2 separate regions of the Homo sapiens genome follow, and region 2 is linked to region 1. Evidence: read pairs that join two places in POLR2A ChIA-PET (ENCODE). Cell type or tissue: Caco-2. All regions are shown on one strand. Each heading gives the region's core, and the rest is flanking DNA. Links, peaks and the distances in the headings are about the cores only.

Region 1 (11,890 bases), core at 108-8,107:
CTCAATTGCTACATGCAGGAAGTAGGACTTGAACTCACATCTTTCCAACATCAAATCCCATGTTGTCTACCACAAGACGCTGCCTTTGTTATGTGTAAAATTTAACCTTGCTAAATGCATTTACTTAACAGTTTACTGAGACCTCCTGTATGTCAGGCATAGGTGCTAGGGTTACAGCGGTGAAGAAAACGGACTAAAATTCCTATCTTCATAGAGCTTCCATTCTATCTAGGAGGCTGATAGCTTAATTAAAAAGCAAGAAGTGGCATGTCAAACAATAGGAGCTTTGGAGGAAAAGCACAGAAGGGGGTCAGGGAGTGTCATTTTAAATAGGGTGGTCAGAGAAGACTCAATGAGATGGTGACATCAAAGCAAAGACCTGAACATCTCTGTTAGCTTTGTTCCCACAGGCAATTTTAGGCCTTCCCATCTTATAGCACATTGGAAGCAGAAGCTGGAAATACAAACTTTGAAACTTGGCCTCTGGAAGTGACAAGCAATGAGGAACCAGCAAAAGCAGCCAAATCACCAATTGCAGCATCATTTGGGGCTCTTTAGTATTAGAGCTAAGGGCCTGTCAACCCAACTAGCTCCAAGGCCTGGCCAGCTTACAGTCCAGGACAGTGAGTGAGAGTTACATGGAATTTGTCAGCAGTTTGCCTAGCAGTTGCCTCCAGTAGAGTGTAAGCACCTTGAGAGTAAGTTATGAGTCCTTCATGTGTCCCCTGCACCGAACACAGGTTCTGCCAGTGAATAGGTTCTTGACAAGCATTTGTTGAATGAATGAAAGGTGAACAGGATCCTAACAGACAGAAGAATGCTCTGACAACCACAGGACCCACCTTGCCTAGGCAGATAGCCCTGCCCTGGGTGCTTGGACAGGACACCCTTTTCCCAGGTCACAGTTTATTCTTCCCTTTTTGTCCTGGACTTCTTGCCAGCATGATCTTGCCTTAAGACACAGACTTCAGCTGACATTATACAGGTCCAACTTTAACTTCAGAATGAGATCTCCAACACTGTAGTTCCATGCACACCTGTGAGGTGTCTCTTGGGAGGAATCTTTCTGGAAAGTGTGGGCAGCACTTCGTCTGTACCCATCTATCTCAGAACCCACCAGTGACCTAAATGAACCCCAAGGGCACACCCAGTTGGGATAAGGCTGCCCCCATGAGTTGATTCGCCTCCACCACAAAACAATGTGGTTGAACAGAAGCAGCAAGAATTCCAGCTTCCCCAGTTCTGGTTTTGTTTCCATGGGGAAGTTACCTGAACTCTGTACTCTTCCCTCTTCTTTATAATGGGAATAGCAGTATTTCTTTTGCCTATTGGGTGTCTGTTAAGCTCTGGGGTTTTTGTTTTTCGCTTTTTTGCACGTGAGTGGCCAGGCACTGGGAACACAAGAAGGCATAAGAACTCAGTCCCTTCTCTCAAGGAATGCGGTGTGAAAGTTGCACCCATGGAGAACTGTGCAAGAATGCAGCTGAGCCGAGCAGAGGAGCAGTCACCTGGGCACATTTGCCGCAAGCAGCCTTTTCAACAAAGTGACATGACAGTCATTAAGACCAGAAGGGTGTGGCAATGAGAAGGGAGTCAGAGGGCAGCTCCCTTTTCCCTTGCTGCTCCTCCATCACGTGCTAACCCACACCCAGCTCCATCTTGCCTCCAGCTTTTTCTGGCTTCATTTCTGAGTATTTACCTAGGGTTCTGCTTAGCAGAGGAAGGGTTCTCCTAGCAGAGAGTGAGCACAAACAAGGTGATATTTAAACTGGATCTTGAAGGAGACACAGTTCATCATGTCAGGAAGCAGAGAAAGAGTCTTCCAGACAGGGAAACAGCAGAAGAGCACCCAGGAGCAGGGTTTCCAGGGAAACTGGCTGCCAGAGGGCAGGGCTTACAGGTGGAAAGGATGGAAGATTCACCTGGAAAATTCTGATCCAAAGATGGAACTTAGGGGGCCCCAAATATCACATCAGTGTCCCTTTTTTTCCCTTCCTTGGCTTCCTAGTGTTGGAAAGATAACACTAGTTACCAAAGAAGCTGGAAGAGCCTGTGGGAATTGGCCCAGCAAGAAGAGATGCGGTCCTGGGCAAAGCAGAGGCAGACGGGAGAGAGGAAGGATGGAGCAGGCGAGAAGTCTTTCAGGGATGAAACTGAAAGCCCTGTGGAGGTTTGCAAGAGTAGAGAATGCGAACTATCTGGTTTGCAGCAAAGCCCTGATAGAAAGGCAAAGCTTTGTCCTTAGTAATACAGACAGTCCCCAACTTACCATTTTTCAAATTTACAATGGTGTGAAAGTGATACACATTCAGTACAGTATTCAGTAAATTGCATGAGATATTTAACACTTTTTTATAAAATAGGCCTTGTGTTAGATGATATGGCCCAACTGTAAGTGTTCTGAGCACATTTAAGGTAGGCGAGGCTCAGCTAGGATATTTGGTAGGTTAGGTGGATTAAATGCATTTTTCAACTTACGATATTTTCAACTTACAATGGGTTTATGGGAATGTAACCCCATCGTAAGTCAAGGAGCATCTTTTCTGCTAGGGTATTTATAATAACCACCAAATCCTGGCCCAAAGCTCGAGAAAATTCATCTCCCTTGTTTATTCAAGTCTCCCTGGTCATTCCCAGGGCAGTAGCTGGTACATATGGGCCCTCATTAAATACCTGCTGGATTGCTGAATGGTTAGATGATTGGATGGACAGATCTTGGATTCAGAGAAAAATATGCTCCTGTCATCAGCTTTTTTAGCCAAAGCAAGTCCAAGGAACTTTCTGGTAAGCGCCCAGCTACCCTTCACTAACACTCCTCCCTCTCCTTCTCTTCAGCATCCAGCGTCGGCTGTCCCTCCAGCTCCCCATCCTCCACCACGCCTACCTCCCATCCATCGGAGGCGTGGACGCCAGCTGTGTCAGCCCCTGCGTCAGCCCCACCGCCAGCCCCCGCCACAGACATGTGCCACCCTCCTTCCGAGTCATGGTCTCGGGCCTGTAAGGGTGGGAGGCCTGGGCCCGGGGCCTCCCCCGTGACAGAACCACACTGGGCAGAGGGGTCTGCTGCAGAAACACTGTCGGCTCTGGCTGCGGAGAAGCTGGGCACCATGGCTGGCCTCTCAGGACCACTCGGATGGCACTCAGGTGGACAGGACGGGGCAGGGGGAGACTTGGCACCTGACCTCGAGCCTTATTTGTGAAGTCCTTATTTCTTCACAAAGAAGAGGAACGGAAATGGGACGTCTTCCTTAACATCTGCAAACAAGGAGGCGCTGGGATATCAAACTTGCAAAAAAAAAAAAAAAAAAAAAAAAACAAAAAAACTAGACAAGGAGAGAGGCACTAGAACTCCAGCTGGAAGTCACGGAGTGGCTCGAGCAGCCTTGGGAAGAGGCAAGGAGCTTCTGAAGAAACTGCCTCTGCACACACATCACTGGCTGTGACCCCTCAGGCTAGCCCTTCTCCACTCTGGGGGAGGAGGTGGGAAGGGCCACCAGGCCCCCAGCTGCCAGGCCAGCTGACCCCAGCCTTCCTGGAACAGGGAGTCTGCAGGAGCGCAGACAGGCACAGCCCTGGAGCAGGCAGGCCGAGGGCTGCGGCACTGGAGCAGGCTGACTTACATGCTCCACATGGGACCTGTGTCACCCAATGAGATGTTTGTTACTCTGGTAAATGCCACACGTTAACACAATAACACCCATTCCTGGGACCGTGGGGATTTAGGGCACGTCACTGCAGACACGCTCTGCAGCATTCACCGACAGTCTGTCATGCACCCACCACGTTGGCCATGTCCTTGTGTTCCTATCGGATGCTCCCAGTAACCAGGGGGACCACCCGAGCTAATCATGGAATGTCTGTTCCCAGCAAACACGATAAAGAAAGATTGTGCACTTTAACCTCTCTCATCAGGGCCCAAGGGCTGGCTGGGATTTTTTTTTTTTTTTTCCCACTAACTTTGTTTCTGACCAAAGTGAATTGGAGGCACTCTGCTAAAAGACATCCCCGTAGACATAGGGGAGAGAGTTGCTGGCTGAGGGCTTCCCTTGGCTTCCAGAAGGCAGCCTTCCATCCAGACAAGCCAGTGAGCTCTCCCCTTGGGATCACTGGGGTGATCAGTCAGCAGATTGATTCTCATTCATAAGATCATTCCTCCCTTTAAATTGAGCCCCTAAGAGCACTGGCCTGGGAGTCAGACAGACCTGGGTTCAAGTCCTCAGTCCCCTGCCCACTCCCTACGTGACTTTGATCAGGTCACTAGTGTCTCTCTGAGCCTCAGTTTCCCCTCTGTAACTTGGGGTTGAACTAAAACACCTGTCCTGCCTACCTCACAAGGTCACTCTGAGGATTGAAACTTGATCTTGTCCAGGAAAGCTTTGTACCAAACAGTGAAGCCGCCCTGATCCGTGAGGTATGAGTATGACTCTGACCTTCAGCCCTCCCTACAGCCGGGGGTGTGGCCCAGAGAAGCTTCCAGCACAGCCCTCTACCCAGAACATCCGGGCTGGAGGGAGGCTCCCAGTGACTTTTCTGACATTCCTAGACAGGTTCATTCTTTGCTCAAGAAAGGCCTGAATGACAATGTCCAGGATGTCTGCACAACTGAGCAGCTCGCTCACTCCCTAAAGAAACCTATTGGCAGCTTCAACAGGCAGGCAATAATCTCTTCCCAGAACCACTGCAGTCAGGAATAAACTGTTTTCTCCACCAGGCTTTGACAAAAGGGCCCACAGGAATCTTACCAATGCCAACATTTCAAAGCACCCTATTTCACGTAGCATAGCTTTCTGCTCCCCTTCCCCAAAGAGAGGTTATGGAGGTACTGTAGCTTTTAGGGAAAAAAAAATGTTAACACATCACAGGTCAAGTTGAAGTCATTCTCTGTTTAGGCACTAAAAATCGGTGTTGTCACTCACTGTGTATTACCAGTATTTACTTGCTTTCTTGATTTCACCAAAACCAAATTTAATTTAAAGGACCACATTAATTTTTCAAAGGGAAAGAGACAATTAATTGTACATAATGTATACACACACACAAAAAAAAATACCTGTAGAAATATTATTCCAGCATAGCAGGAAAACAAACAAAAGTATTGGACTGTCGGAGGTGAGCCTGTGCGTCTGTAACCCTTTGTGACTCCTGAGCGTGCGCTGTCTTCTAGGTTAACTCACGAAGTACATTCTCTGTCTTACTGATACTGTAGGTTCACCCATTTTTTTTTAATTTCCTCGCAAATAACAAGACCCACAGAAGTGACTCTAGCTACTTAATGGTTCTGTTCTTTTATATGCAGCAAACACACCGTCCATTTCTGAAGAGGCTTCGGCCTGAAGGCATTTTCCAATGATGTTAGTGCACAAAACGCTTTAAATTAGACTGGAACTGCCAGAATCAAATGTAAATGAGGAATTTCTCGTACCCCTACTGCATGGTATCGATTTTTAATAAATTGTTGCAAATTTGTTTTTATGAATAAAAGGAAAAAACCTGTCGTCTTTAATGCCTACTCATCCCAAAATGCAGGTCAGATCGGGCCATATTCCTCCGCTTAGAAACTCAGGGGACAATTCTGGGGTTGCCTGCTCAGCATTGTCCCTTCCTTCATAAACTGCCCATCCCAGCCTCCTGCTGACAGCGGCAAAGCAGCCCTGTTACCAGGTGACCCCAACTTCTGGCCACAGCTGATTAATTCGAGGGTGGGAATTTGACCTAGGCTGGGCCGGTAAATCACTTCCTCAGGATTCCTCCATGTAGAGAAATTTAGTCTGCGATGAAACAGAAAAAAAAAAAAATGGAGCCAACAGAGAGACAATCAGGACCAACAGCTGAGTTCTGATGGTGTCTGAGTACCTGGTTAGCGGTCCCTTCCTGCGCTCCTCTGAAAGCACAGCCCTGATTTTGGGGTAAGGAAGGGGACCTATTGGAAGGGAATCTTGCTCCCACCATCCTTGCTCCCACCCCCGGACACAGTGATTGGTTCAGGAATATGCTCATTATCCAGGACCAGCCAATCAGAGCACTTCCCAGGGTTTCTGCCAGCTGTTTTCAGGAGGTTTGAAGGCACTCTGGGCCCTCCTCACCTGCTCAGTTGTTCAGGACTTCCTTGGATTCTCTGTTCTTCTGATACATTGCCCTTTTTGCCGAGGTTAGTTCAAGTTGGGTTCCCATCACTTGCAATCCCAAGATTCTTAAATAATATGGAAAACCCACAACCTCTCCAGCCCCAACTCCCCTTCGGGGCCTTGCCAGCCTGTCGAGATTTGGCCCCATGCTCCTTTCTAGCCTCATCATCCCACCCCCCGGAGCCTATGGAGCCACCCCAAAGTCTGTTTTACTTCTCCAGGGTGCTGAGCCTCAGCCGGCAGCTCCGACTAGATCCCCTTCAATGGGATCTTCTCTTCCTAGCTCTGGACTGAGGACATTCCCCCTCTCTACAGCACTGCATACATGCCCACGCTGTCCCCTCCCCATTCCGGACCCTGAGCTCCCTGACGATGGGACTCATGTCTGCTTCCATGACGTTCCACTGGGCAGCAGTTCCTCCCTGTAGCTCAGAATGGGCTTCAACGAGGCTTTTCATAATTGAACATTTTGACAGAGGCTTGTCCACACTGGTTGCTGGGTCTAGAAGGCAGAGTAAAAGCAGAGGTGGCCACAGCAGGCTGGGGAGGCCCGAGGTTCATGTGACTGGGTGCAGTCCTAGAAATGGGTGCACTGGACTCACAGACTCCACTGGAGGGCTAGTCCCAGCCTGGAGTTTTCCGGGACATGGGATCCTCAACGTGGAGGCTCCCAAGGAGCAGGCTCTCTGAATCCTGGCCCAGGAGACCCCTGCTCTGTGCCTGCTGCTCCACACCACTGCTCATACAGCCATCCTACGGGATGTGGGTTGTTCAAGGATGGGAAACAGGCCCAACATGAAGAATACGTACCCAAGGCCACCTAATAAGGCTGTGGCAAAGGCAGGAACAACCAGAATCTTAGCTGGTCTTCCTTCTCTACCTGACCCTGACTCACAGAAATTAGAGCAGAGAAAGGTGGCAGCGGTCATCTCACCCAGCCCCTCCTAGTACAGTTGGGGAAACGGAGGCCCAGCAACTGGAGCCAAGGTCAACCAGAAGGTCACGAGAGGGCCAGCATGGAACCCAGATGTCCTGGTTTTGAGACTTGGCTCTTCTCAGTCCACTTCCCACACCTGTTCTGCCATAGGTAGTACGACCACAGCGGTGAGACGCTGCCCCATAGAGCAATTTCTCAGCTACCACAGACTGAGAAATCTTTACATAGCCTCACTAAATATGGAGTCAGCCAAGACAACATTTGGTCTTTCCTCTTAGCACGTCTGAAAGAGAGAAATGACCCAAGTGTTGAAGATGCTCCTTGTCACATCACTGAAGTGATGCCTTGCTTGGCCATAAGCAGGAAAAGCCCAGACAGCAATGGTGCACTTCATTCCTCTTCATTCTTCTTCAAAAGCATTCTGTCTTCCTTTTGTTATGACTGGGTCATTTCTGAGTTAAAAATAAAAGAGTGTTTCCCAACCTCAAAGACAGGCTTTCTGGAGTTGAAGCCCTCTTAGAAAGCTCTGCCTGGGGGTCTCCTCACCCTGGGGTGTGGAGACAACACTGGGGTCCACTCTGAGGGAAGAAGGGGAGAGGTTTCTGAAAACATTAAGCCTGGGGCACCAGCCGAGGCCTGCCCTTCCAGGCAGTTTCCTGTGCTCAGCAATTTCTTCTCTACAAGGATCAGGATCCACAGGCCTAGAAGCCAGTGCCAGGGAGAGGAGGTGGTACTGGGTAGATTGCAAAAAGCAGACTGGCGGCCATCAGCACCTCTGCCTGTCCAGCAACCACATCTGCCTTCCTGCAGCTCCTCTGAAAGCACTGCCCTACTTTTGGGGGAAAGCAGAAGAGAGAAAATCTGGAGGGCCGCCCTTGCTTCCACTGCTGGACACAGGATTGGCTCAGGGATATGCTCATTAACCAAGCCCAGCCAGTCAAAGCTTTCCCCTGCCGTTTTTAAGAAGTTTGAAATCTTGCCCTCCACGTGGAGAGCAATGAAAAGAGGGAAACTGAGCTCTCATTGCATCATTTAGGCTCAAGGACCAGTGATACCTAAAAATACATCCATCCTTGAGCTTGTAGGTTTTAAACTAATACATACCCTTTTCTGCTTACATAGAGTTGGGTTTCTGTCACTTAGAACCAAAAGAAATCTGTGGGATGCAGAGGGGCTCCACGAGGGGTTCACTGTTGTCTGAAACCCTCCTGGTATTAAGGAGACATGCAGGAGATATTTCCCTGGCCTCACACACGCTGCTGAACAGGGAGGTGGGTAAGGATACCCAAAGGGAAGATGGGGCTAAGAAGCCTCAGGAGGCTAAAGAAGGGTCAAGGAGCCAGGCTGAGGGCCGGAGGGCTGGCACCAAGCTGCGTGCCCAGCACTTGTCACCTGCCTGTCCCCTACCCCCTTAGCTTGTCACCCCTTACTTAGCCTTGAGGAGCAGGGTTTGTAGGTACTGGACAGTAAATGATTAACACACTCTCTGGAAGAGAAAATTGGTCCCTCCTCTGCCTCCACCCCACATCTGAAACCCCTGGCAAATCCCAGGGGCTAACTCCATCATACTTGGTCTGCCCTGTCCGTGGTCCTGAGTGGGTCCTGCCCAGAGATGACAATTCACTGTCTGGTTCCTCCAGGTCCCACCTTCAGGAGCCCCAGACCCTCAATGGGGCATCCACCGAGCCCCTGATCTTTGCCAAGGCCTGTGCTAGGTGCCAGGTGAACAGTGAGTAGGATATAGGTCTCAAGAAGCTCACACACTAATAGGAAGACAGATGCTTAATGAAGAAATGACAATAGCCTGTGATAAGCACCTGCTCCAGAATGGACATGCCTCCTGGGGGCCATAGCCTCCAAACAGGGCTAGTTTTGGGGGTTTGCAACCTATACAGTTTTTAAAGGGCCTCATGTTCGACTTAATGCTCTGCTGTAACTATTTTGAAATTCTAAATAACTTTTGAAAAGGGGGCTTAGAATTTTATTTTATTTTTATTTTTTATTGACTTGTTTATTTTTGAGACAATGTCTCACTCTGTTGTCCAGGCTGGAGTACAGTGGCATGATCACAGCTCACTGCAGCCTTGACCTCCTGGGCTCGAGCAATCCTCCCCACTCAGCCTACGAGTAGCTGGTACTACAGGCATGCAACACCATGCCTGGCTAATTTTTTATTGTTTAGAGAGATGAGATCTCTCTAAAAAATAAAATATTTAAAAAAATTTATGTTGCCCAGGCTGGTCCCGATCACCTGGGCTCAAGCAGTCCTCCCACCTCAGCATCCCAAAGTGCTGGCATTACAGGCACGAACCACTGTACGCGGCCCAGGGCTTAGCACTTTAATTTCATACTGGAGCCCACAAATTATGTAGCCAGTCCTATACCTAGACCTGAAAATGAGTAAAAGCTAGCCAGCAAAAGAGAGAAAGAAGAGGAGGGGAGAGGGAGAGAACTAGCAGCCCAATTCTGTAGAATGCATGCACCTGCAGGGGCTGCTGTGGCTGCACCAAGGACAACTAAGTTGTTGTGTGTTAATCACCTGTCATGGAATCCATGTGACTTCAGACTGCTGCGTGATCAGACAGCACGCATCCTGTCTATGTGTGATGATGTGAGTTACATCTGAAAAATCATCAGGCCTGGGTGCACATTTGTACACCTTCACTTACCTGGCTGCATGGCTTTGAATGATTCCACCTCTCTGAGCTTCTGATCCCTCATCTGTAAAATGGACATGATACCTCGCTCAGAGCTTCTCTGACAGTCAAAGAGGCTCATGTAGGGGAAAGTGCCTTGTGAACACTAAGCTTATATTTGTGCTACTCCCAGACAGGAGGAATGTAAAATGAGCAGCTTTAGTAGGTACAATGGGGCAGCCAACAGCCTAGTCTCCTCACAACAGACTGCATCTAGGAAGAATGTCATTAGGGAAAACATCCTGACATGCTGTGTTAGGGGCAAGGTGAGATTCTAAAGACAAGGCTAAAAGAGAGACAGCAGAACAATTCTGTTAGAAAAAGAACTAGAAGTTTGGGGTTAGAAGGAGAGAAAAATGAAAGGAGTGGGTGATAAATAACAGGACAGTGTGGCTAAAAAGCTTTTAAGAATAGGGATGTCAGCCAGGTGCGGTGGCTCATGCCTGTAACCCCAGCACTTTGGGAGGCTGAGGCGGGTGAATCACCTGAGGTCAGGAGTTCGCAACTAGCCTGGCGAACATGATGAAACCCCGTATCTACTAAAAATACAAAAAATTAGCCAGGCATGGTGGCACACGCCTGTAACCCCAGCTACTCAGGAGGCTGAGGTATGAGAATCACTTGAACCTGGGAGGTGGAGGTTGCAGTGAGTCGAGATTGCACCATTGCACTCCAGCCTGGGCAACAAGAGCAAAATTCCTTTTCAAAAAAAAAAGAATAGGGATGTTGAATATTTGATTTTAAGTCATTTGTGTTGCATGAAGTAAAAGCCTCTGTCTTCCCTTTATTTCACTCCCTCCTGCAAAATGTCCCTAAACCTTTGGTTACATTTACTATACAAGTAAAAGCTTTGTGAGTTTTAGTGGAAATAAAGAAAAACAGCAAATTCTATGTTTAGGTAGAGACCAGAGTAAGGATAAAAGAAGCAGCAGCCACAAGATGCAGAGGGAAAAATATGTTCTCTGGCCAAGCGCGGTGGCTCACACCTGTAATCCCAGCACTTTGGGAGGCCAAGGCGGGTGGATCACTTGAGGTCAGAAGTATGAGACCAGCCTGGCCAACATGGTGAAACCCCATCTCTACAAAAATGCAAAAATTAGCTGGGCATGGTGGCACGCACCTGTAGTCCCAGCAACTCTGGAGGCTGATGCAGGAGGATCACTTGAACCCGGGAGACGGAGGTTGCAGTGAGCCAGGATTGCACCACTGCACTCCAGCCTGGGCAACAGAGTATACATATATATACATATATACGACATATATGACGTATATATGTGTATACTATGTTATATATAATGTATATATGTTAGATATATGTTATATAATGTATATATGTTATATATTATATATGATAAATATGATATGTTTCATATATTTTATATATATATATACTCTTTGCATCAGTGGGAATTTGGAGCAAGAGGTGACCATGAGCCCATAAGCTCTCCCAAAATTCACAGAAGCATTGAAGAAGCACTGGTCTTTTCCAGAGCCAAGTATGGAGGGAATAGAAAGTTAGGATTAATCACATCTAGATCTCACAGGGCATAGTCACCCTTACTTTCCATCTAAGTTACATAAGCAATAGGAAACATGTCATCCCATAGAGCCATAAATCTCAAACATCCTGAATACAACAGTAGAAATACTAGAAAATAAGACCAGCAATAAAATGGTCAACTGGATGGCAAAACAATCTCCACACTCAAAGCTTTAGGAATGACATGACATAGGAGAAGCTGCCAGCCTGGAGGCTCTGGCAGTGTTGAAGTGCTATTAGCTCGGCCATCTTTGTTCTCCAAGGTTGTGGCTGTTCTTGGCTACCCTAGTCCACCACGTCTGTAACTGGAGAAGTCTGGTACTATTGTGAAGTTAGGGTTTTTGTGAGAGAGAAGATACATCTGATTTCTCTCCATCTGAATTCCAATGGAAAAGACCCAAAACAGTGTTTCTCAAACATGAAAAAAAAATAGAGAGGGCCAGGCATGGTGGCTCACACCTGCAATCCCAGCACTCTGGGAGGCCCAGGAGGGAGGATTTCTTGAGGCCAGGAGTTCAAGACCAGCATGGGAACACAGTGAGACTGTCTCTACAAAAAAACATTTTTAATTATCTGGGCTTGGTGGCATGCC
Region 2 (12,366 bases), core at 1,628-9,627, 120 kb before region 1:
AAGTAGCTCCTCCACCTTGGGCCACTCTGCATGTCTCTCAGTCCTCTTACCCTGGGGAGCTAACTGAGCAAATGCTCTTGGCCAGTGTCCATTCTCTCTCCTTCGTAGCTCTTCCTGAGAGATCCTGCTCCTTGGCCCACCAACACTGGGGAACCCAGTCCATTCAACTCAACTCAACTCAGTGCAACGTAACCAATAGTCCTGCATCCTGCTGCTTCCCAGCCCTTGAAGAGGAAAGAGCACTTTCCTGCCCTCGGAAGCTTCATCCAGCAGGAGGCAATTACCATATTCAGCTCAGGGTGTGGAGGAAGGAGCCGGGAGCATTGCCGTTGCCAAAGAGGACATGAACAGGGGAGGCCACTTTAATTGGGACCTAACATAGGAGGCTTGTGCTTGGAGGACCAAGTCCCAAAACCACATGGTAGATGGAGAGGAGGAGTCCAGTCTGAAAAACAGAAGCCACTCTAGGCATTTCAAACAGAGGGGATTTAATACAAGGAATTGTTTAATAGGTGATGGGAGGAGGAAGGAGTACAGAAGGAGCACTGAAGCAGTCAACGGATACCAGCTGCAGAAAGAAACAGCTACTGCCCCTAGGGCTAGGAAAATGAAAGGACAGAGATGAGCTTTTCAGAACCCAGGAGCTCAGAGGAGAAGCCCTGCACAGCTAGTATTCTGATGTCTGAAGAGGGGCATGTCTGCCCGATGTCTGATGGCCCCTCAAAGGGACATAGCAGGGCTGGTGCTGAAAGCGCAGAAAGAAGCTAGAGGCAGGACCCTGCCTGACAGGAACAGGAGAGCAGGGAGTCCCCATCATCCCCTTCCACTCTACCTCAGAGCCTCCTGTTGGCGGAAGCTAACAGGACAGAGTCTGGGAGATGTGGCTTGTGGAGCCCTGGCCCTAGCATCACAGAGCAGGATAGAGAGGGCAGGCTTGGGAGCTGAGAAACAGTAGGTAAATATTTGGCACAAGCCCCTTCTCTCCAGCTAGTCCCATGCTGATTTGTGGCCTCCTCGCTTGTTTCTGGGAAGAGATTATCACCCAGTTGTGCAGGTAAAAACAGGGCATTTTGCATTCACAATCTTAATTTGGAAGCCAGAGAGGACTGGCTTGGTTATGGGTGTGCTGGAGCCAGCTCCTGCAGGCTCCAGAGAGAGCTGAGAGCCAGTTGTTAAATTATCAGGAATTTGTGAGCCAGCTGTTAAATCATTGATAGCTTGAAATCTACCATGGTGGGTGTATTTACACCACGGAAATTGGCAAACACTACACATCAGAGCTCTTTTTTCTTCTCCCCAAAAAGCCAGCTGTTAAACATTAACCAACACATCCCTGACTACCTATCTTTCCTCCTCCTCTGCCTACTCCTACTACACCCACACACCATCCCTCTAGCCCAAGGTCACGTGGTACTTACTCCAGTCCCCTGCAGAGAGCTCATTTTCTGATCAATGACTCCTTCTCGCAAACAGGAGGGAGAATGGCATGTTGTTAGAAGCATGAGCTTAAAGTTGACACAACTGAGGTGGGTCCCAGTCCTTTTGCCTACTCGTTATGTGACCCTAGGCAAAGTCCTGACCTCTCAGGCTCTCAGTTTCCAGTTTCCTCATCTGTAAAATGGAGATCATCATACATACCTCATTCCATTGAGGGTGTTGTTGAATATCTATTAATAAAGGAGAACCCCAGGGGAAAAAAATCTTAAATAACGCACACAAATGTTTCAGCAAAGCTAAAAGTAGCTTGCACAATATCATCTCTGCACGTTTTGCCGAGGGAAGCCTGAGCACAGAGATGAAAAGGCGCTTGCCCCAGCTTCCCTTCCCAGAAAATGGCCAAGTTCAGCCTGAATCTGAACTTGTTCATTGCTCTCTTTGTTATTCGACTTTGAGAGGGAAACGGGCTTACGTTTGCACAGACAAAACAGTAAATAAATTAATCTGTAAAATTATTAGTAAAATAGTAAAAAAATTAATCTATTTCAAGAGGGAGTATTAGTTTATTGCTGATGATATTGCTATTTTTGCCGGTAAAATGTGCCTCCTTATCACATCTTTTTAAAAAGTTTTTAATAAAGTTTTCTTGTTATTAAAATAATACCCATTTATTATAGAATATAGGTAAAGTATTAAAAAGTAAAAATAAAAAGCGATAATCACACTCCCGGGACCAACCAGTGTTAACGTTTTTACTTTGTGGGGGTAATTTTTACGTAATTGCGAGTATACTGTATATACAATTTTTATCCTTTGTTTTGTTTTTTACTTTTTTAATTCATTATAGTATTAGGAGAAATAACACTAGCTGCTGTAACCGAGTTATCTGAGAATCTTGGTGGACTAACACAGTAAAATTTTATTTATCTCTTATATAAAGTCCAAAGTGGGTCCTTCTGGTTGTTAGCCTTTCCACGTGATCATTCGTGGACCCAAGCTCCTCTGTCTCATGTCCCCACTGTTCCTTAGGCCTCAGGGTTCTCCGATAGATCCTATCAATCTGGTTGACAGGGGGGAAAACGGGGAAGCATGAAGGATCAGGAACTTGTGAGAGGTTTTCATGGTCCAGGCCTGGAGTACCATGTCCCTCCCACCCACATTCCATTGGTAGGACTGTCACATGGCCGCACCCAACCGTCAGGAAGCCTGGAAAACCTAGTCTGGCCATGTGCCTAGGAGGAAAAGGAAATGAATTTGGTCAACAGCTAGCCAGCGACTGGCACAATTGGAATATCACTTGTTCTAACCTTTGATAACTTTTATAATATAATACTTAAGTCTATAGGACTTAGATCAAGTCACCCCCTCATTAAAACCCTTCAGTTGCTCCTCTTGCATTCAAAATGAAGCTCAGCATCCTTGGCATAGCTGGTAAGGTTCTGCGTGGCCTTGCACCTGTCCACCTTGCCGGTCACATTCCTTGCTCAGCTGCTCTTCAATGACCATTTACAGCTTTATCGGCACTGTTTCAGGTCCTTGGATTTCCCAATCTCTTTCCTGCCTCAGGACCTTTGCACTTGCAATTTCCTCCTTCCAGGATATTCTCCCCCTTGCTCTCGGCTCAGCCAGCTCCTTCAGGTTTCAGTGCAAATGCCACCTTCCTGGAAAGGCCCTCCTTGGCCTCCAGTCTAAATTAGGGTCTTCCTGTAGTTTTCTCTTTTGGAGCCCTGCTCTTTTCCTTTATGTCACTGATCACAGTTTGTAATCCTCTATTTATCCGTGTGTTTATTGCTTAATGTCTCTGTCTTCCACCAGACCCTACACTTCATGCAATCTAGGACCATGTTGATTTTGCTCACTGTTTGATCTGGTGCCTGTCTGGCACATCATAGGTGCCCAACAGGACTTGCTGATTGAATGCACGTATCCTAATATTTCATCATGTGTCTGTATTAAAATTTACTTCACTTTTCCCGTACTTCTTAGACACTCATTTACACCTGATATTTTGTTGTTCTAAATAAGCCTGACTCTCTTATTATAATAAGTGGAAGGAAAGAGAGGGAGTTGCTCCACCCTTCCTGGGCCATCCACCCAGCCATCTTCTCTAGGTCCCCGCTTCCCTCCACCGCACACAGCCCCACCTTAGGCCACCACATGCTTTGTGGAGGGTCACTACTTGCACCCTCTGAGCCGTCTGGTTATGGTCCCTCAGAAAGATGCCCCTGCATCCTTATTGTCCACCCGCCGAAGGCTGGCAGTGGGACAGACCCCACCTCCCATTCTGCTCCTTCTTTCAGTTCCCTGCAAACCTACTGCTCTAGGCTCTATGAGTGCATCAAACATTCCTGAAGGCTTGTGTCTAACAAAAGAATTTTTGGTGTAAGAAAATATTTTAAATTGTGTACAAAATGTGGCCTCTTCTATAGCTCAAGGGGACATAAAGAAAAAAAAAAGAATATTTTTTAAACTTTACAGAACATGTGGGTGGATATACTCAATTATTTTTCTCTCTCTCTCTTTTATATCCTGCCATCCCTGTGGAAACAGAGGGCACCTTCTCCTTCAAGCCTGTGTCATGCAGATCTCCACCCTTTATGCAACCCCTGACAAGCAATTTAACCCCAGTGTTTTCTCAAAGTCTGCATTGTTTCTTTGAGACCAGTGCTGTCCTGGGAGGAGGGCTGGCAGCAGAACAGTCCACGATGGGCTTGGATCCCTCACACAGACATTGATCTGCTGGCCCCTGCAACAGAACTTACCAGGGTCCCCCATGGTCTTTGTAGGGGCCTTAGGAGAGCTTTCCCCTTGGCTGTCTGAAGGTTCACTGGAAAATCAACTTCCAATTGGGGAAAAGGCATTCACATGTATTTAATATATATACATGGGAGCCTTCAGAATGAAGACCCAGAGATACAGGGGAAATTGTCTATTTTTATGCTTAGATTCAATAAAGTCTAGACAGCCGCGTAGGAATGTGATTGGACTAAAAGGCTCTGATCCAATGCTGATAGACTGAGTGGGGAACCCAGCAAGGCCTGTCTGTCTAGGTTCTTCTTGACCTCTCTGAGCACTCATTCCTTCCTTCTGGAAGCGCAGGGCTCTCTCCGGAATGGGGGTCGCATGACCTACAGTCAAATAAGCTAAGTTACATGATTTCTTCATAGCCAGTTTTTACACAGAAACTTGGAGGGAACACTGGCGTAATATTTTACATTTTATGGCTAGTTTCTCTGACCCGCTTTGGGGAAGAGGGATTGGAGTTTCTGTGATTGGCCCCAGAGGAGCAAGGGACTGAGGGACAGGAGGCCAGGAGAAGGTCAGAGAAAAACTTTGGCTTCTGAGGAGACTTCTGAGGCCTTCCTTTTGGAGTATTGTTTTCAGAGCCCTAACACCCTTCAACCTCCATTAACTTAAGACATTTTCCTGCCAGTGTGATGTGTCAGGACAGATCTTATTTCTCACAGCACAAGTCAAATCCTCAGTGAGGATGCATGCTCACACCTCCCAAAGGCACACTCGACAACCCGGAGATAAGAGTGCAGTCTAGAGTCATATTTAGGAAGAAAATCCTTCCCTAAGTACACTGTGATCTGCAGAGACTGTCCCTCAGTAGGCCCAGGGCTCCAGAATATTAGGCTGAGCCCAGCGAGTCTTCACTCAGAGTAGCTTCACGCCCCTGCCCAGGCGTTGCCTGTAACACTGGCTGAAGCATGAAAGCTCCCCTTCTTGCCTCCCTGACCCTACACCAGATCTTGTTCTCAGGGAGAGTATCTCTGCCTTCCACTGTGAAATTTAAGAAGGAAAAAAGAGAGGCCCCAACAAAGGGCTTAACCTATAAGACTCATAAACTTGTTGGAGTGAATTTTACTCATGCTTAGTAGTTAAGTATTAAAGATGAACAATGAAAACAGAGAATTAGTTTTTCTAAGAGGAGGCTGTTAAATCCTACTGGCTTCTAGAATCCTTAGTGTCCATTTTACTCCCCACTAACTTTTCTGAGGATTCTGAACTGACATCAGATGGGATTTTGCAGCCGGGTGCAGTGGTTCACAACTATAATCCCAGCACTTTTCAGGGGAGCCGAGGTGGGATGATCATTTGAGGCCGGGAGTTTGAGACCTGCTTGGGCAACATACTGAGACCCCTATCTCAACAACAAATAAATTGTTTTAAAAATTAGCTGGTTGTGGTGACAAGCACCTATGGTCCCAGCTACTTGGGAGGCTGAGGTGGAAGGATCACTCGAGCCCAGGAGCTCGAGGTTTCAGTGAGCTATGATGGTACCACTACTCTCTAGCCTGGGCAGCAGAGCAATACCCTGTCTCAAAACAAAACAAAAAAAAAATGGGATTTTACTAACTCAAGGCATTACAATAACAGTTACCCTTTACAATAAGTTACCCCTTGCTGTGCCCCATCCCTGGCTATTCTCATTTCATAATTATCTTCTTTAATTCTCAGAAACAACCCTGAGAAATTTGTATTGTTCTTACTATTTTTCAAGTAGAAGAACTGATGCTCAGAAACGCTCAATGAGCATCCAAGCTCACATGGATGGCAATATTTACTCTTGTTGGCAAACGCCAAAACTTAGGGTTTTATCCGTAAGTTACCCTATACATTCTGAAGATTTCGCTGAAGGAGAAAATGCAGCTTTATGGCTCCCAATTAAACCTGAACTATTAGTTTGGATTGATTTTTATGAAACAGACTGCTTTCTTTGACGTTAGCAACATCTCTTTCAGGGGGAAAAAAAATCCTTATAAGTTATCCACTTGGAACTTTCCCTTCTGTGATTTTATTTGTATTCCAAATCTGCTCTGTGGTCATTCTTATAAACTCCTTGGAAGTTAGAATCCATTATCAATCACCATCCAGTGGAGAAAACACAAACCACTTCAGTCATTTCAGAGGGAGATTTCATACAGGAACTGGTTCCAACTTTGTTGGAAGGGATGGTGGAGGAAAACAGGTAGAGACTGTTGTGGCAGATACAGTTCTTCAGAAAATTGCCATGCCCCTTGGGCAGGAAGAATGAAAGGGAAAGTGATGTTGCCATTGCCCCTGAAATGCCTGAAGTGGTTTTTGTTTTCTTGACTGGATGTTGATTGATACCAGATCTTACTTCCAGGGAATTTATAAAAATGACCACAGAGCAGATTTGGAATACAAATGAAATAATGGAGGGAAAGCCCAGGTAGACAGGCCTCCGAGGCTCCTGCTGCTGCTGTTTCTGCTACTTTTGGGGCCCTATCTCTGGCCACTGAGCATGCAGCCAGGGGCCCCCACACTCCAACGGTTCAGGAATCAGAAGCTGCTGGGCCCCACAGACACCTGCAGTTACTCGTAGCTCCCCTTGCTGCAACCAGAGCAGAGGAAGAAAAAAAAAAAAAAAAAAAGCTTTTCCCTCATGCATGCTTATGCGTTCTTTCTAATCTCCCATGACCGCTTCCCTAAATGGAAACCAGCTGGCAGGCGATTCTGGGAAATGTAGTTTCAGGGCTTCCAGTCCCTGCCACAAGGAGGAGAGTGTAGAAGAGTGAGTGTGAACTGTGAGCCACCAGACAGTTATCAGCCCCCACCCCGGCCAGAGTTACCAAACTCCCTTGCCTTAGAATTTAACTCATCACCTGGATTGGTCTCAAATGAATGTGATGATTCTGTTACAGCCCTGGAATTGCACAAGACGAAAGCTTAAGGAGAGTCATGATATTTATCTCTACATAAAGACTACATGTGCTGGGAGAAGTGCAACCTTTGTGGGAGGGAAACCAAAAAAAAAAATTCCAGCTCAAGCTGGGGTGTTAGGAATTGAAGCTGGCCTGGCTCCCCTGGCTGAACTGCAGGCCACGGTGGCTCTGAAAGCATCTAGTGGCAGCATTGCCCCATCTGTTCCCACCATGCCCTGTTGCTCAGCTCCTTCAGGTGGCAAGAAAGAGCCAGCCCCAGCGACCTTTGATGACAGGGTGTCTGAGACAGGGTTACCCAGAAAACAGGCTCTGAGACAAAGATTTGCATACAGGAAGTTTATCAGGATATGTTTTCAGGAACAGAAGCTGGAAGGGAGGAAGCCAAGTAGCGCTGGGCAGCGGGAGAAGTCAAAATGTGATGCAGTGGCAATCATGAGCTCAGCCAATCCCAGGGGACCTCGGGATTCCATGGTCCTTCACGGGTGTCCTGAATTGAGGCAGCAGGGCTAGATCCATGACCCTTCACACTGACTGCTAGCTGCAGGTTGCCCCCAGGGAGGGGGCATAACCTGAACTAACATAGCTCTGATTGGGTGCAAGGCATCTCAACAGGAGCCAGATGCTAGCCGCTGGGGAGGAGGGCCTCCATCCTGGGTGGGGTGTCTGGGCGCACCCCTGGCATCCACCACACAGGATAAGAGGAGTCAAACGGAAGACAGGCACTGCCCTGGGCTCGGTGCTTAGCTACATTTGCCATGCAGTCTGAGCTGTGGAGGGACAGAGTCTGGCCACCAGCCTCACTGAAACCACCATCTTCTCACACCTGGATTACTGAGCCAGAGCTTCCAGAGTCTCTGCTTCCACGTTTGCCACACTACCATCCATTCTGTACCCCACAGACAGTGCAATCTTCTCCAACCTGAAATCACATCACAGGCTGCTCCGCTTCACCTCCCCACCCTCATCGCTGTTCATTAGAGTCATGTCCAGACCCTTTGTCATGGTCTCTGGGGGCAATGTGACCTGGCCCCTGTCCACCTATGCATCTGCCACCGCCCAGCCACAACCCTGCCTCCCTCACTGTGTTCCGGCCATGCTGGCCTTTTCTGTTCCTTGAACATTCCAAGCTCTTCCCCACCTGAGGGACTTGGCCCTGGCTTTTGCCTCTGGCTAGAATATTTCCTTCTTTCCAGATAGGTCTCAGCTTTCTTATAACGTCTTGAGCGGAGTCTTCCCTAACTACCCAACTAAAGCAGCTCCCCTAGTAAATTACCTGGGTGTAATGATGTGTGTGCCTGTAATCGCAGGCTGAGGCAGGAGGGTCGCCTGAACCCAGAAGGTGGAGGCTGCAGTAAGCCAAGATCGCACAACTGCACTCCAGGCTGGATAACAGAGCGAGACCCTGTCTCAAAAAAATAAAAAATAAAAAAAGACTTCCTTTTCCCATCACCCTTTTGATCTTCTCATAGCATTCATCACTAACTGAAATTTCTTAAGCATTGGAGGACTTGTTTCTGCTATCCCTCCTAATCAAATAAAAAGCTCTCCAAGAGCAGGCATCAGTCCCTAGAAGGGTATCGAGCACGCAGTAGGTAAATATTTTTGGAATGTTGTAAATTGACCACCTTTTAATAAGGGGGACACCTATTGGGCAGAACTTCTTGAGAACCACCTTACTGGCCTGTGGCCTCCCTCATACCTGGTCTTGTCAAGGCTGTCTTGGCTGGCACAGTGGTCCCCTATCCAGTCGGCAATACTTAGGGTAGCAGGGATGGCTTCACCAGTCAAACCCAACAGATGCCATGGTGACCCTGATGCAGACCCTCAACATAGTCAGTTACACATCCGTGTCTCCATCAGCACTTCGTCACCCCAGTCACAGAAGCCCTCTACTTTCTCTCATCGGTAGGCAGAATGCACAGTGTCTCGTGTTGTTTGGGAAGTCAGTCATTTGGGGGCTGATGATTCTGGGAGGTGAAGACATCGTGGCTGGGGGCCCAGTGGTTTCCACTTTGTCAGCTGAAATCACCTGAGAGTTGAAACTCGCTTCCCAAGGGCTGGAAAGCTCTCTGGTGCTTAACATCTTTTGATTTCAGCTCCCCACTATTAAACATGTTTAAATAAAAATTACTACTGCCATTTGCTGAGCACCTGTCCTGTACCAGGACCTGTGCTTGGTCCATAATTCAGAGATGTTCTGGAACTTGCCTGAGAGAGGACTGAACCCAGTTTGTGAGACACGCTGGCCTACTTCCACTGTACCACCTGAGAAATTAAGGAGAAATCAAAGAGATGGGAGGAGTTCCTGTTAGTACAAAATAGTTATATTTAGTAAAATAAAATATGACAGATCTTGCTTCAAAGGTGGACTAGTTTTGTTCACAAAGTAAAGGAAGGCTCTTCTCACCCCCACTCCTGTATCATTCCATGGAAGCTTTGAATACCATTCCACACACTTTGTAATTTCACTAATAAAGAGTCTGCAGAATTTGTGCGCATTTTAAATCTAGACACCTGTGGAATTCTTCAAAGCTTGGCAGAAGATTGGTAAATTAGATCCCCATCCTGTCAGACAAAAAAAAAATTTCTCCTTGTGGACAGCCTTTCCCACTCAGGCAAAGTGGTCCATTTACATAGAAATGATCCTTTTAGAAGGTGTTTTGTGATTTTCAATTGTCCCTCGAAATAAAAATCACAGCTCCTGTCTCACCTTGGTTGAAGTGTTTTCACACTCCAGGGAGTTGCTTACCGTCACCTGAATATAGAATTCGGTGGGCATTAGTTTCAAACTGATACTACTCACAGCTGTCTTCAGGGTTTCAAAAAGGTGTCCAGGTGGCCTTGGAAGGTGTTTCTCGTTCTGGGATCAGGCTGAGCGATCCCCCTTTATTCTGGAAGCTGCAGGGCTTCAGTCTTTAGGTTTCTGCCTAAGGAAAAATGCTTCCTGGGGTTTTCTCCCAAGACTTCAGTGGAACCCAGAGTATTGTCTGTGCTGTTGCCTGATGACACAAAAGCATAACAGTGAGAGAAAAGCAGGATACCTTTAAAACCATTTCTTTTCCTAATTTCACAATAATGAAAAGACAGGAAGAAACTTATTTCTCGATCAAGAGCAACATGCCACAGTGAAGTAGCATGGACATTAAAATTAAACCTGCATTTGAATCCCAGCAGCCTCACTTACAGTGACCTTGTGTGAAGTCCATAACCTCTCTCAGTTTCAGTTTCTTGATCTGCAAAATGGGGGTCATCCCCTTATCACTTACGTTTGGCATGAAGATTCAGTGATATAGTGTGTGTCAATTTCCTCGTATGGCTGCAGAATTTTAGGTGGGCCATAAATCGGAAAGAAGAGATGACATTCCATCTCTAAATTCCTGATATATTTAGCCAAGCATTTGGAAGCCAGCAGGGCAGATGCAGGAGATAACGCTATGTTTAGCCCCCAAGGTCCCTAATGAGGGGCACTCAGCTGCCTGTGACACTAGTCAGGTCTCGCTGGCTCAAGAAGCTTAGTTTTTTGCTGCACCATAGCTTGGTTATAATTGGGACTGACGTCACCATTCAGGAAAAACTTAGAAAAACATTCTCTATTCCTAATAAGAAATACCAACAGACCTCTAGCACCCTTCTGGTCCTGAAGCCAAGCAGACTCAGCAATACCCCGTATCTTTATGGGTGGGGCACAGGGAGAGGAGTCAGGGCCGGGCCCAAAGGGCCTCACCTTTGCCGTCATCTTTCCAGCACCCCAGAAGACGTCGTCCCCATTATAGCACGGACACGTGGGTGTTTAATTAATAGTCATGGTGATCATGATGATGCTTATCTTGGCTTCAATTCACATGTGTTAGTTCCATTATTGATTTTGTTCTCCTCAAATTAACCAGATAAAGTCACAACCAATTTAAAAACAATTAGTTTGATTTTCATCTGTGGTCCAGCGGGAATCTGTTTTTCCTCCAGTATTAATAATCGCATTGTACAGTTAATGAATTGCTGTGAGATCAGTGGCGTTTGGGCTAATGTGGCATTTCTCTTTTATTCTTGTTTGATTTGTTTTGTTTTGTTTTTAGGGTCAAGTTGTATTCCGGAATGGGGAGAGAATGGGGACCATTAAATTTACTCAATTTCAAGGTAGGCATTTTGATGCTTATTCTTTCTAGCTGATAAAATTTAGATTCAGGAATGTTGTTTTATGCAATATAATACATCAAAAGGAATGCAAGTGTGATGTTCCAGATAAAAGAAAGCAGAGCCAATTGAAAACACTTTTCTGAAAACATTAGTTTCAACCTATTTGGAATATTTTTTTCTCAGCCGCATCATGATCAGCCCTCCATCTCCATGGGTTCCACGTCTGTTGATTCAGCCAGCTGAAGACTGAAACTATTCAGGAAAAAAATGGATGATTCCGTCTGTACCAAATACATACAGACTTTTTTTTCTTGTCGTTATTCCCTAAACAATAGAGTATAACAACTATTTACATTTTATTAGGCATTGTAAGAAATCTAGAGATGATTTAAAGTATATGGGAGGATGTGTGTAGTGTATAGGCAAATACTACCCCATTTTATATCAGGGACTTGGTCGTTGGGGGATTTTGGAATCCTCAAGGGATCCTGGAACCAATCCTCCATGGATCCCTAGGGATAACTGTGCTTCCCTGGCCTATTCTGCCTTCCCGCATGACTCTAAAAGGTTTATGAGATTATGAGTGGTGGGGATTAAGTTAGTATTCTGAGGACCTTTGCATTGTTGTGGGGTTTGGGGTGTTTTTTGTAGAGAAAGGGTCTCAGTATGTTGCCCTGGCTGGAGTGCAGTGGCAATCCACAGATGCGTTCATAGCATACTGCAGCCTCGAACTCCTGGGCCCAAGCAGTCCTCCCACCTCAGCCTCCTAAGTAGCTGGGACCACAGACATGCAACAGTGGCACCCACCTGTTTTTGGTTTTGATTTTAGAGATGTTCAAACAGACTCTAAAGTAGAGAGAACAGCATCATGAACCCCCATGTGCCCAATAGGCAGTTTCAATCATTATCGACATTTTGCCAATCTTCTTTCATTTTGACTCACCCCATCCCCCCTTTTTTTGCTGTAGTGTTTTAAAGCAGCTCCTAGACACGATCTCATCTCATTCTATAAATACTTCAGTATGCATTTTTTTGGATAGGGAGGTTTTATAATATAATCACGGTACTATTATCACACCTAAAACATTAAACAATTCTTAAT

The links. Peaks named below come from ENCODE experiments on the same cell type or tissue, not always from the same donor. Only the 100,000 strongest peaks of a DNase experiment are listed, where the experiment ranks them.
Region 2: POLR2A ChIA-PET joins it to region 1 with 6 read pairs; 2 of 35 experiments call an interaction of 5 or more read pairs at or near these places.

What each region holds. Positions count from the first base shown.
Region 1 is chr9:98,281,695-98,293,584 of GRCh38, reverse strand. It overlaps GABBR2 (gamma-aminobutyric acid type B receptor subunit 2), which reads left to right. Exons shown (of 19, transcript NM_005458.8): 19 at 2,836-5,476. The coding sequence ends at 3,001. Among named protein-coding and RNA genes, the nearest start is that of TBC1D2, 32 kb to the right of the region's middle. In Caco-2, for the core only: no CTCF peak of the experiment used is centred there; DNase peaks (open chromatin) are centred at 4,454 and 5,988.
Region 2 is chr9:98,404,979-98,417,344 of GRCh38, reverse strand. GABBR2 (gamma-aminobutyric acid type B receptor subunit 2) reads left to right here. Exons shown (of 19, transcript NM_005458.8): 8 at 11,204-11,264. Among named protein-coding and RNA genes, the nearest start is that of TBC1D2, 160 kb to the right of the region's middle. In Caco-2, for the core only: a CTCF peak has its summit at 6,962; no DNase peak of the experiment used is centred there.